2 separate regions of the Homo sapiens genome follow, and region 1 is linked to region 2. A link is an interaction called in ENCODE POLR2A ChIA-PET data of the cell type or tissue named here. Cell type or tissue: HepG2. All regions are shown on one strand. Each heading gives the region's core, and the rest is flanking DNA. Links, peaks and the distances in the headings are about the cores only.

The links. Peaks named below come from ENCODE experiments on the same cell type or tissue, not always from the same donor. Only the 100,000 strongest peaks of a DNase experiment are listed, where the experiment ranks them.
Region 1: POLR2A ChIA-PET joins it to region 2 with 5 read pairs; 5 of 35 experiments call an interaction of 5 or more read pairs at or near these places.

What each region holds. Positions count from the first base shown.
Region 1 is chr2:27,874,391-27,877,309 of GRCh38, forward strand. All of the region lies in intron 1 of RBKS (ribokinase), which reads right to left. Among named protein-coding and RNA genes, the nearest start is that of RBKS, 15 kb to the right of the region's middle. In HepG2, for the core only: no CTCF peak of the experiment used is centred there; a DNase peak (open chromatin) is centred at 1,261.
Region 2 is chr2:27,794,126-27,797,044 of GRCh38, forward strand. All of the region lies in intron 7 of RBKS (ribokinase), which reads right to left. Among named protein-coding and RNA genes, the nearest start is that of MRPL33, 24 kb to the left of the region's middle. In HepG2, for the core only: no CTCF peak of the experiment used is centred there; a DNase peak (open chromatin) is centred at 1,566.

The DNA of each region.
Region 1 (2,919 bases), core at 295-2,794, 80 kb after region 2:
ATCACTGTCAGAATGGAGGAAGGTGCAGCCACTCAACTAGGAGGCAACTGTCCTGGGCGGAACTCACATCATTCAAGAACTGATATCACTGGACAGCATCATGTGACACAACACGTCGTCAAGAGTGAAGACTCTGTATTACCACAGCAGAGAGACTGGATAACCAGGTATGATGCCACTTATACGCTGATGTGTTTATCTGTGCCAATCATGACTCCCCTTGATCAGGAATAACTCCAACCCCTTTCTCTTAAAGGTTAATTTCTCCAAATTGCTACAGTATTTTGTCACATTCACTCTACTTCATAGTTCCTGCTTTTATCAGTAAGTCACTTTTTGTCTACCCCTGTGGAACATTAAAATTTATGGGGAGTTTAAAAAACAAAAATTGATGCCTGGATTCCCTCCCTGGAGAGGCTGGTTTAACTGACTCTAAAGGGCAACCAGGGTTGAGAATCTCTCTCATCCATATTTCCACAATATTTTATGCTAGCCAGAGTCTTAAAATTCTCCTTTCACTCTTATACTATTAGCTTCTTTGCTGCAGAACTCTTAACCAGCATCTTTACATTTTCTTTTCTTTGAACTGTCTTGTTTAAAATCTTAAGGAGTGTCCAACAGAAAAATGGACAAAGGACCCATGGCTGGCAACTCACAAAAGAAACACAAATAACTAACAAACATCTGGAAAACATTCAACATCTCCTCTTGTAATCAAACATGAAAACATTTAACATCTCTCAACTAGTAATGTGTTCGTTAAAAATCCAGGAAATAGGCCTTTTTCATACACTGTGAGTAGGAGTGTATTTCAGAAGAACTTTTATGAAGGCAAATAGGCAATATATTTCAAAAGTTTAAAAAATGTTATTTCCAGCCAGGTATGGTGTCTCACGTCTGTAATCACTGCACTTTGGGAGGCCAAGGTGGGCAGATAGCTTTAGGTTAGGAGTTCGAGAGCAGCCTGGGCAACATGGCGAGACCTTGTCTCAACCAAAAATAAAATATAAAAATTAGTTGGGCATGGTGGTATGCACCTGTAGTCCCAGCTACTCAGAAGGCTGAGGTGGGAGGATTGATTGAGCCTGGAAGGTCAAGGCTGCAGTGAGCTGCGATCGCAACACTGCATTCCGGCCTGGGTGACAGAACTAGACCTTGACTCAAAATAAAACAAAACAAAAACAAGAATGTTATTTCCTTTGGCCTAGAAATTCCAGCTCTAGGAATTTACCTAAGGAAACAGACATGAGTCCAAAAGATAAGTGTTCAAAGAAGTTCATCATAGCAAACAGAACCAACTTAAAAGTATTTATTTAGGGCACTGAATCAACAAATTTTTGTATCTCTACGTAACAGAGTATTAAATGGCCACAAAAATGCTGGGGCTGAGATTGAGGGTGGCAGAGAAGGTATGAGGTTTACTGAGCTCCTTGCCTGTACAGACACATTTTTCCTCTTGCACAAACGTATACTTAGACATGACAGATATACATACATATGGGGATGCAAAATTGCATAAGAGGACATAAAAGAGGGATTACAAATGGGAGACGAAACAAAAAAAATAGGCTAAACTGAAATAAGAAAAGGAGGCTTGGTGAGTAAGATGCAGAATAGGGACTTTACAAAGAAGATGCAAGAAACTAAAAGGAAAAGCAGTGTTGCTGTTATGGAAAACAATATGGTGGGTCCTCAAAAAAATTAAACATAGAATTACCATATGATCCAGCAATCCCACTTTTGGGTATATACTCAAAAGAACTGAAAACAGGGGCTCAAACAGGTATTTGTATTCCCATGTTAATAGCAGCATTGTTCACAATACCCAAAGGTAGAAGCAACCCAAATGTCCACTGATAGATGAATAAACAAAATGTGTAATGTACATAAATGGAGTATTTTTCAGCCTTAAAAGGAAGAAAATTCTGAAACATGCTACAACATGGATAAACTTTGAAAATATTATGCTAAGTGAAGTAAGCCAGTTACAAAGACTCCACCTATATGAGATACTTTGACTCCAATTATACATATGGTAGACTGTTCCACAGGTTACAGAGGCTCTGTGCATTTTTTCTTTATGCTTAAATTTAGATAATCTCTATTACTATGTCTTCAAGTTCACTTACCCTTTCTTGAGGACGTTATGCTAAGTGAAATAAGTAAGTCACATAACGGCAAACACTGCATAATTCCACTTATATAATGTACCTAAAGTAGTCAAATTCATAGGGATAGAAAGTAGAATAGTAGTTGCCAGGGGCTGAGGGGAGGAGGGGATAGGGAGTTATTGTTTAATAAGAACATCATTTCCATTTAGGAAGATGAAAAAAGTTTTGGAAATGATTAGTGGTGATGTTTGTAAAAAAATGTGGATGTACTTAATGCCAATGAATTGTAAATTAAAAATGGTAAATGTTATATTATGCATATATAATAAAAATTGCAGGTCTGAAAAAAATTCTAAAGGACAATAATACTAAGTACTCTGATATTGATAATTGCAATATTAGCTTTGTTTTCTTTTTCAAGGAAATCGGTCCTTACTAGCACTTTTGAACACTTTGTCTCTTGCAAATCCAGTACATGTCAAACTTCTGAAATGCTACTCAAAACTTCACAATAACACAATGTGTTAGTACTTGAGAGCCAAAAGGTAAAAACTTTAATCCTGGCTCCAATCTTAATTAGGTATTAGCTGGGGGAAAATCAGTTAATTCTTTCTAGACTTGTGCTTCCTATATTTAACATGAACAGGGTGGTCATTTCAACACAAAAATGAACTCAAGTTTCTTTGCTACTCTGATATTCTCTAGTTCCACAGTCTCTAAGTCCCCGACAACACTTTACACATTATAAATATCTTTGTTACATGGGTGGTTGAGCTTTGTGTAGTTTTTTTTTTTCCCCTAAGAATGC
Region 2 (2,919 bases), core at 232-2,731:
CCCATCTCTACCAAATACAAAATTAGCCGGGCGTGGTGGTGCATGCCTGTAATAACAGCTACTTGGGAGGCCGAGGCAGGAGAATCGCTTGAACCTGGGAGGTGGAGGTTGTGGTGAGCTGAGATTGTGCCACTGCACTCCAGCCTGGGCAACAAGAGCGAAACTCCATCCCCCCCACAAAATAATAATAATAATAATAATAATAATAATAATAATAATAATAAAGAAATTTTAAAAATCCCAAGTGTGAGAAAGAAATCAATATCAGTCACTCTTTGTGAATTTGCAAATGGGCCAATTTCTACCCCTGAATGATTTCTCTCTTTCTTTTTAATTAAGTGGACATCTGCTACAAATCGGGGTAGACTGAAGTGAAGCTCTTTCCCACACTTGGGAATACCCACCTCATTGAGGCAGTTTCCGTTGTAACCATGAACTAGACAATGACACCCCCATGAAACAATGAGAGGACTGGGAGGAACACTTTCGTTTTTTTTTCTTTTTTTTTTTTTTTGAGCTGGAGTTTTCGCTCTTGTTGCCCAGGCTGGAGTGCAATAGCACGATCTCGGCTCACTGCAACCTCTGCCTCCCGGGTTCAAGCAATTCTCCTGCCTCAGCCTCCCAAGTAGCTGGGATTACAAGCGTGTGTCACCACGCCCGGCTAATTTTTGTATTTTTAGTAGAGACAGGGTTTCAACATGTTGGCCAGGCTGGTCTCAAACTCCTGACCTTGGGTGATCCGCCTGCCTCGGCCTCCCAAAGTGCTGGGATTACAGGTGTGAGCCACTATGCCCAGCCCAGGAGGAACACTTTTTAGCTGTGACATTGATTGCCCAAAAACAAAAAATTGAGGACTGGGATGTTAGTGGCAGTCCTGTTGTGATGGTATCCAGCGCCCTGTGCCAAGACCACCACTGGTTTCTTCTGTTTTCAACCAAGAACCATGACAGAGGCAATCTCCATGTGTTAAACTCTTACGAGAGGTCGGAAATCTCGTCCATGTCTTTCCCTGCTGACTCCTTAGAGTTTTACAATCCCTTAAAAGTCCTGTGTGTTCAATTAATGCTTGCTGATGGACCGTCTCTCAGTTGCCCCAGTCTCCACCTTCTCACCAGATGTGAGATGCAGGGGTTCTGTGTTTTTCTGCACAAAGAGGGCAGCAGTTGGACTACTGAGCCCCAAACCACAAAGAAGCAGGGAGGCTCCTGGCTGACAGGGGCCTTCGGGTCAAAGACAAGAAGGCTGATCTGAAAAGTCACATTACATCCAACAGTGGAAAAACTCTTTGAAATTTAAACATAAAAGGGGCAGAAAAGGCCTTGTACTCTTTACAGAGGAGTGGAAGGGTAAGGAAGAGAGTGAACTTTTACTGTTTGCTCCTCATCAAGAGGCAGCAAAGCCGGGTATTTATATACACACACACACAACATTGACCTCATTTCATCTTCACACTGACCCTGCACTCCCCCGCCACTGAAACTTGAGGGAATTGAGTCTCAGAAACATCCAGTCATTTGTCCAGAGTCACAGAGCTGGTAAATGGCAGAGCTGCACTTTGTACCCAGACCCAGTGATTCCGCTCCCATCCTGTTTCACCACCCAGTGAAGGTTTGGGGCAAGCAGGCAAAGAGGGAGGGAAAAAGGAAGGAAATCAAGCTGAAAAGAGTCTCCCTCCCTTTTGACATCCTGTAATCCCTTTGTATTTCTCTTAGGACTCTGAGTTCATTGTGCTGAACGTTTTCTGTACAAGCCTTCGCTCTGGGACAATCTGAACTCTCTTTAGGGCAGGGACTACTTTTCTGTCCCCTCTGTTTCTCCTGCTGCCTTGTCCCTTGCTTTGAGTTGACCTGACTTATTGGTCCTGGTTCTATCATGTTCTTCTCTTCCCATGATCTCTTCTAAGGTGACCAGATGGCCCTTGCTGAACTACACGTGACTTTCTTTTGTGTTAGTGAAAATGAAGGTTAGGTTGCCATGGCCCAGAGTTACTTGACATTCTCATTGTTGAATCTATTTATACCACAAAGCTTTCAAGTGCCAATAAATTACTTGGCTGTTGATTCACATCTTCGGTATAACTATTTTTATACACTGGTATGATTTTTTTTTTAAACGGAAAGTGCTTTAAAAGTAGGAGCTGTATTGTATCACTGTGATTTTCCTGTAAGTCAAGTACTTTCCAGTCAATCATTCTTGGAATAATGAAATAGTTCTCATTGATACAACATGATGGTTTTAACCTTTTACTGAAAATTATTTTTGTGCCAAAAGGGGTGATGGCATAATTCATCTTCCTTCAATATAATACCCATGTGGCTACTACCCTTTGCCTTCTCACAGTGATTTCCTCTTAAGGAAGAGCTGCTCTTATAGAGTGGGTGTGGCATCTGAAACCCCTGCCTTCCTGAGGTCCTTGACACTTCTGGGTTCTGAGTTCTAGTGGTGCCCATTGAGGAAGCTGGGGAATCAGGGAAGCGCAAGGACAGGAAAACTGGCCCCATGGAATACCTGAGCCTTCTAATGGGGGTGGGAGGGGTGCCGGTGGGGAGGGTTGAGGATTTAGCAGGGCTGGTGAGAGATGACACTCATGAGCAGCTGGCGAGATGACCCCAAGGGGAGAATCTGAGAGGCAGGAGCCCCTGAGGCAGCGCCTGGAGCTGGGTATGGGTCTGGGTGGGCAGCCTCTGCTGCTAGGGCTCGAGGCAATGTTGCCATAGGGAGGCTGGTTTCTTATTTCCCTTCCCCTCCGTTTCAGACAATCCTGTCTGTCCATAGCTGCCTCACTCCTCTCTCCCTCCCATTGTCCCTTGCCTGCCTGGGCCCTTGACTATGGCCATGGGTTAGTTCCTTCACTGAAGGTACCTGACTCATGTCCCTGCTTCTTAAGGCTCTGCTCTCTAATAAACGCTGTGGAGCTGG